2 separate regions of the Mus musculus genome follow, and region 2 is linked to region 1. Evidence: chromatin contacts called from ENCODE Hi-C or POLR2A ChIA-PET data. All regions are on one chromosome and are shown on one strand. Each heading gives the region's core, a stretch centred on a gene start or an enhancer-like site at or near the end of the contact. The rest is flanking DNA. Distances are from core to core; before and after follow the strand shown. Region 1 holds the start of Hotairm1 (Hoxa transcript antisense RNA, myeloid-specific 1). Region 2 holds the start of Hoxa4 (homeobox A4).

The links. A loop is a pair of places that touch in the nucleus more often than their neighbours do. ChIA-PET counts read pairs that join two places held with the same protein, here RNA polymerase II (POLR2A).
Region 2: a loop to region 1 is called in a map of heart, with 2.8 times the contacts of the local background. The contact joins the promoter of Hoxa4 here to the promoter of Hotairm1 in region 1. A Hi-C loop is called at or near these places in 10 of 37 maps with a recorded cell type or tissue (adrenal gland, gastrocnemius, heart and 1 more). POLR2A ChIA-PET finds 5 or more read pairs at or near these places in 2 of 5 experiments (Patski and embryonic stem cell).

The regions. Positions count from the first base shown.
Region 1 is chr6:52,156,688-52,160,219 of GRCm38, forward strand. It overlaps Hotairm1 (Hoxa transcript antisense RNA, myeloid-specific 1), which reads left to right and starts at 1,837. Exons shown (of 2, transcript NR_131181.1): 1 at 1,837-1,999. It overlaps Hoxa1 (homeobox A1), which reads right to left and starts at 1,630. Exons shown (of 2, transcript NM_010449.4): 1 at 880-1,630; 2 at 1-402. The coding sequence starts at 1,534. The coding sequence ends at 47. It overlaps Hotairm2 (Hoxa transcript antisense RNA, myeloid-specific 2), which reads left to right and starts at 215. Exons shown (of 3, transcript NR_146400.1): 1 at 215-295; 2 at 1,203-1,291; 3 at 1,603-1,842.
Region 2 is chr6:52,189,712-52,193,243 of GRCm38, forward strand. Hoxa4 (homeobox A4) reads right to left here and starts at 1,992. Exons shown (of 2, transcript NM_008265.4): 1 at 1,467-1,992; 2 at 1-977. The coding sequence starts at 1,977. The coding sequence ends at 631. The region is part of intron 2 of Hoxa3 (homeobox A3); the gene reads right to left. It overlaps LOC115490409 (a long non-coding RNA gene), which reads left to right. Exons shown (of 2, transcript NR_168044.1): 2 at 2,814-3,349.

The DNA.
Region 1 (3,532 bases), core at 587-3,086:
CCAGCCCAGGGAGAAGCCTGGGCTGCAGAGTTGGGCTGGAGTAGCCTCAGTGGGAGGTAGTCAGAGTGTCTGAGGTAGACGATGCCGGAGAAGGGGCACTGGGCGAGGGGCTAGATTTCTCAGATGATTCTTCCGTTTTCTCATCGCTGCCAGGAGGAGTGGCAGGGGAGATGGGCAGGAGCCCCTCCTTCTCACGCTTCTTCTGCTTCATGCGGCGATTCTGGAACCAGATCTTCACCTGGGTCTCATTGAGCTGTAGGGACGCGGCAATCTCCACCCTGCGCGCTCGTGTAAGGTACTTGTTGAAGTGGAACTCCTTCTCCAGCTCTGTGAGCTGCTTGGTGGTGAAATTGGTGCGCACTGCGTTGGGTTGACCCACGTAGCCGTACTCTCCAACTTTCCCTAGGGTAGGGGAGGAAGAGAGAAAAGATTAAAAAAAAAATCTTAAACCTTTATCCAGATTGCCCCAAGCTTGAGGCAATATTCGGTTAACTACTCAGCGAGCACAAACCCTATCGGGAAGCGCCAGTGACGATGTGTAAGCAGTGTTAACCTGAAGTCAACCATTAGTGTGATCAGGCTCGTGATTAATGGAGCCTTGTAGATATTAACAGGACATCACCATCACCACCATCACCACCATCACCACCTCCCACTCCCCGCACACTATCTAACTATAGACCATTTAAACCTCAGCCCCTGTGAAACGCTTTTGCCTCTGCACACCTGGGCACCCTACACCACTCACTACAACTCTAGATGACATTAGACATAAACAAGAACCAATCTTTTAAAAATCATTCATTTTCCTAGGAAACTAGGTGTGCCAGCCCCTTTCAAAAATCGAACAGCATTTGTCTGTCAGCCGGCAGGACTTACCTGTTTTGGGAGGGTTTCTTTTAACTTTCATCCAGTCAAAGGTCTGCGCTGGAGAAGACGTCTCTGAAGCAGGGGAACGACAGGCTTCTTGGTGGCTGGCGTGGAGAGGGGATAAGGAGTTATTATACGTGGCCAGGGCCAGAGTCTGCTGCTCTTGTCCATATGAGTGGTGAATGTACTGGGGCGAGCCCACTGTGCCCCCAGCATAACCCTGGTGGTGGTGGTGATGCTGGACCATGGGAGTCGAGAGGTTTCCAGAGTAAACAGCGGGAGCGCACGGGGGGTACCCACCACTTACGTCTGCTTCCTGATTTAATCCATAGGGGCCATAAGGCGCACTGAAGTTCTGCGCGCCATAGCTTGGACCACAACTCGAGTGGGAATAAGAAATCCCAAGGTTTCCAGAAGTCTGGTAAGTAGCCGTCTGGGGGTGGTGATGGTGGTGGTGGTGGTGGTGGTGGTGGGGCGAGCTGATCTGCACCCCCCTGCCCACTAGGAAGCGGTCGTCGCCGCCGCAGCTGTTGGCACTGACCGCGCAGGATTGGAAAGTTGTAATCCCATGGTCAGAGGGGTAAGCTCGCGCCGAGCAGGTCCCAGAGTCGCCACTGCCAAGGATGGGGTATTCCAGAAAGGAGTTCATTCTTGCATTGTCCATCTGTCACTGAGTGATTGGATCCTGCGAAGCCCTGGGTGACCGTGCCAACTTTCTCACTTCCTCCATAGGACCAGAGAAGAAAAATGATATGAATGTACAGTGCGCAAGAGGCGGGGCGGGCAGGCGGAGGGCTCGAGGGGAGGACACGTGACTCTACCAGCCAATGGCTGAGCCGCCTGCGAAAGTTTACCGGCTGCGGCCGTGATGGATCACCGTTTCAGTGGCATTTAAATCCCCGGCGCTCCTCAGTGTAGGTGACGCGCGCTCGCCCCCCCAGGCAGCCCGGGCCGCGGCGGTAGCAGCGGCCGCTCCCGGAGCTGACTTGGAGCACTGGGACCAAAGGGAGTCGAGACTGCCTTCTGCGCGCGCCCGGCTTTGCGCGCCTCCGCCACCAGATGTGGGGGGATGGGAGGCCCCCTCCGCGGCCCCTTCCCCACCCAGCCCAGAAAGCTGAACTGGCAAGAGGTGAGAGGGGATGAGGCCTCCTGGCTCTCTTGTGGCGGGCATCTTGTGGGCCGAAAATCTCTGCGTGGTCGCAAGGACCCTGGCGGAGCTGGGAGCACGCGGGGTGGGAAGGGTGGGAATCCAACAGACACCACGCCCTCAGCTCGGGGCGGCCGCCACTACCCAACCCCTGCAAGAGACCTGAGCCCGGAATCCCGGCGCCTAGGGCGAGGTTGCGTCACTGGCTCGCCAGCCTCGGAATGTAGAGGGACGTGCGCAGAGGATTGACTGGGAGGAACCATGGTGAATGTGCTGGGGACCAAAGCAAGAAAAGAAACTTCTGTCCTCATCCAAAGGGTCTTAGAGCCCTCTTCCCTGATTCCTGCCGGCCAATAGCATGGCAATGGGAGCTTCTGTAATTCGACCCCAGGGTCCCGGGATTCGGGGGTGGGGGTGGGGGTGGGGGGGGCTACGAACCCAGCTCTCTGGGAAAGGCCGGGTGTCCACTCTCTTCTCTGCCCTCTCTCCTTCTCTGTCGCTTTGCTCTTGGTAGCCCTGCAAAATCGGGGCAACTCTGCTACTGGAGTTTAAGGAGTAGAAGGCAAAGGAGATTGTTGACGCCAGCAGACGTGGCTGACTGGCGTGAGGGCCGAGCCTGAGCTGCAGGCCATCTGCCAACTCTTAGAGACCCAGGAGCATGCTCACTCTAGGGTAGGCCTCAGAAGGGCAGATAACAGGCAACTCCTAAAAAGTATGCAGACCTCCCCCGTCGAGTTTCTCTCTTCCAGGAGAGGCAAGTTAGGAGTGGAAGAGCCCCCCCTTCCCACCATCCCCTATTGCCTGTGTGGACTGGGGCATGGGGGGTGTTGAGGACCGGCAGGTGGGAGGGACAGATGACTGAGTGGATGGGACCCTTTCCAACGGGCTTGTGTGAACCTGCAGGTCACTCCCCAGAGAGACACGTGCAGATGTGAGCATCATCCCAGGACAGGGGTCCTGTTTCCCATCAACCTTGTCCTGCAATGATGCTGATGGTGTCAGTAATTGCTGTTTACTATTAGATGTCACGTCAACTCTAAGCTTGGAGAAAGAAAAGGCCAAACAGAGATGAGAATGGACATAGTCTTAAGGAGGAGAAATTCAGCGGTCACTTAAAAAACACCGTGCAGACAGTTCTGCACAAGTTTTCTTCTCGATGTTTCTAGCTTTATATCAGGCATGAAATTAACAGTGTAATTTACGTGTGAGTTTGGGGGGATCCCTTCTCTATAGGAAGGGAAGAAGAATGCAAAGTCACTCTTCGGGCTTCTGGGTTGTGTTTTTTCTCCACACGTAGAAGTTGTCCCCTCCCCCACACCTCTCAACCCCGCCCCCAGCAAACCTGGCCATCCTCCTGGAAACCTAAGCAGACCTACGTCCCTGGTCCCCCTTAGTGACAACTGAACACTTACCCCAACCCACTTTCGGGGAGTAGTATTTCTCTGTGACCCATGACTCGCCCCAAAGCATGGTAAAGGGAGGAGCACCCGGGAAGTGTCCTGCCTTAGCCTCTTC
Region 2 (3,532 bases), core at 742-3,241, 33 kb after region 1:
CTTAGCACATTCCTCTTTATACAACCATATCTCTCTGTACAGTTGTAAGTGAGTCTAAATGCATTTCCCTCTCCCCAACGCTGTGCCCCAGTATAAGACAACAATATCTCTCTAACAGTATCTTAAATAAATGCAAGGAGAGGAAACTACATGCCACACCTACCATCAAGGTCTACACACTTTGAAAATTAAATAATCTGGTGAGGTCCACAAAGTCTACTCAGTAAAGCTCATGTGAGCTGCCTTAACGCAGAAGAGGAAGGAAGGTTAGAAAGCTGGGAAGCTGGGAACCGGCCTGCTTCTTCTGCATACAAGTACATGTCCCCAGTCAGCACGTGCTGTCTGGCTGACTCAAAGGTAGTCGATGGCCAGTGCTTTCTTACAGGTGTCCAATCCTGGCAAAGTTGTCCAGGTCAGCAGGTTGTTCCACTAAGCAGTAACGAGGACGAGGACAGACGTCCTCTTGGAGGGGTCACACCAACCAGGGATAATGTCTTCTTTTTGGTTATGGTTTCCAGCAAGTTGGATTTTGTTTTGGTGTCTCGGGTTTACTTAGGGAAGAGCAGATGAGGACAGGAGCAGGAGATGAGTAGGGCACATAAGTGAGAGAAACTGATCCAGGTCTCTAGATTATATGGAGGAGGGAATGGGTGTGGAAGCACCAGGGAGAGGGTGGGGATGGGGGTGTGGGCTGTGAGTTTGTGCTTTCCCAGGCGGGCCGGCAGGGGCCGAGGCAGTGTTGGAAGATCGCATCTTGGTGTTGGGAAGTTTGTGGTCTTTCTTCCACTTCATTCTCCGGTTCTGAAACCAGATCTTGACCTGGCGCTCCGACAAGCAGAGCGTGTGGGCGATCTCGATGCGGCGCCGCCGGGTCAGGTAGCGGTTAAAGTGGAATTCCTTCTCCAGTTCCAAGACTTGCTGCCGGGTATAGGCGGTTCGAGAGCGCTTAGGTTCGCCTCCGTTATAACTGGAGTTGACTGAACACCAGAACCCCGAAAGAGAAGGCCAAAGAGGAAGAAGTAGAAGAGGAGGAGGGGAGGAGAGAGGAGATAGGGTGGGGAAGAGCAATCGGACATCATCATTATATAATAACCTGACACCAAGTTCACACAAGATACATAAAAAGGCAAAGAAAATGTTTCACAGGCTATTGACAACGGGAAACACCCGAGAGCCATAAAGAATGGTGCTGGGCTTTGGGGCTGAAGAAAAGCTTCAAAGACACATGGCCGGGAGCCTCTGCCAGGGCAATTAAATTTATGGGGGCTATAATTACTGCCCTAACAGTTTGGCGTCTCGTAAATCTCAGGATAAAGGGACCCTGGGTACAAAAGGGTTCTCACGTTAGGACCAGGCTGCGGGCGGCGCGCACACACCCACAGCCAAAGCGCCGGCCAGATGGGGGTCCCCTCCCGCGCCCTGCCCCGCGCCCCCACGCCCGCTGCCCTCCCGGCGGCGCCACATACCGGCGCTCACGTGGATCTTCTTCATCCAGGGGTACACCACCGGCTCCTTGCCCTTCGGGCCCGCCGGGCCCTGGTCCGCCAGCAGCAGCGGGCACGCGGGGGCGCTGCCCCCCGTCGCGACAGCCGGGGTGGTGGGGCCGGGAGCGCAGTGCCGAGGGGGCGCGGGGGGCTGCGGGGCCGGGCTGGGGTGCGCGCCGGGGGCCGGGGACTGCTCGGGTCGCGCGGGGCTGGCCCCGCGGCAGGCGTAGGGACAGGCGGCGGCGGGCGCGGGGTACAGGCCCCCGGGGTAGCTGGGCTCGCGCGCCCGCGGCGCGTAGTAAGCGGGGGGCTGGCGGGCCGCGTGCGGGTTCGGGGCCGGCAGGTGCGGGGCGCTCTGGGGCCGCGGGTAGCCGGGACCCCCGCCCACGGCGCCGTCCCCACCGCCCGGGCCACCGTGCGGGGCGAACTCCTCGAAAGGAGGGAACTTGGGCTCGATGTAGTTGGAGTTTATCAAAAACGAGCTCATGGTCATTAATTTGTGAAGTGCAAAAATACTAATTTTTCTCGCGGTGTCGTTTTTCTGCGCTCGCCGAGGCCCCTCCCCCTCTCGCCGCGCTTCCCATCCCCCCCCCCCCCCCCCCCCGGCCCCGGCGCCCGCCCCTCCCCCCGCTGTCAAACGACTGCCCCTCCCCCTCCCGCCGTCGCCGCCGCCGAAGTCCGCGCCGCTCCTCCCCCGCCCGCGCGCGCTCCCCGTGGCCCTGCGCGCCCCGCCCCCGCGCCCCACGTGCTGCGATCCGGCCAATGGGAAATCCGCGCGCGCGGACCCGGATCAGGAAACGCGCGGGGGATGCGTGATGGATGCTGCTAGCCTTCAGGGTGGGAGAAGCGAGCTTGGGTTCCTCGGGCCCCCCAACTTGGGTTCCGGCTGAGAAGTTGGGGCCTGTTAGACTGCGGGTCCTTTCGAGCCCTGTTCCTGCCCACGTCTGTCCTAGGCCTCTGGGCAGCTGGTCGCCACGACTCAGCGCCGATCTCCAGTCCAACCAGGCTTCGGGTGGTCCTCCGAGGGTTCGAGGCCCTCCAGGAGAGGGAAGGGCACTGGGACCAAGAGGCAGACCCTGGCTTTTTATCCTAGCTCTGGAATAAAACGAAGGAGGCCTACGGACCCATTTTTCTCGCCCTTTGATTCTTTGTCCACGCCCTACACATCCACCCGGCTGTTAGGGAGTCCCTGCTTTGCGAAGCCAGGGCTGGAGCTGCACAGGGAGGATGGGTAGAAGGGCCGCTGAACAAGCGGGTCAAGGAAGTACAGCAAGCGAGGGCGATCCACTAAAACCTCGTGGATACTTATTTTTACTTTTTTTCTTTCAGACGCAGAATTTGTACATTATTTTTTCATTTAAAGACTTGGAACCTTCCTATATTGCAGTTGATGGAGGTGCTGAGGAGAGCTAAATGTGCCTCCTTTATTAGGCGCTATTGTGAGACCTCCACCCCAGAGTGGGAAGAGAGACGACGCCTGCACAAAACCCGGCTTCGAATCCAGTAACTTCGCGTTTCAGAACAATCACCAAACAAAAACAAGTTTGAGATACAATAAGACCCTGCCTGGTCTAATTGTCAATCGGTCTTTTCTAACTTTTCCCTCCCTTCTCCTTTTGGATGCTGTTTCCTCGTGCAGGATCTAAACCAAGGGCTATATTTACAGACCAGCCCGCGATTGCTGAAAAATTAGCATTTTAACGATATCAGTAGCTCTGGAAAGGAGAGAGAAGGGACTGTTGCCTGCCATTTGGTAATTGAAATTTGATGGGTAAACTAATTATGCCATTATTATTAACAAATAAATTACTTATTAATTCCACCTAATGTTGATCTTTGAAGTAAATACTGATGCCTCACTCGTACCTGGAATTGTGCTCTTTCTTTCTTCTGAATAGCAGACACGCCTAGATCCTTTGCATGATGGTAAAGCAGTGCAAACTATCACCGCCATTCTAAAAAATAACTCTCCTCTGGGTATGCAAAGCAGTTTCCGTTGGTGCACCTTGCTGATTTTTCAGAGAGCAGGATAGAACAACGGCCTTCTC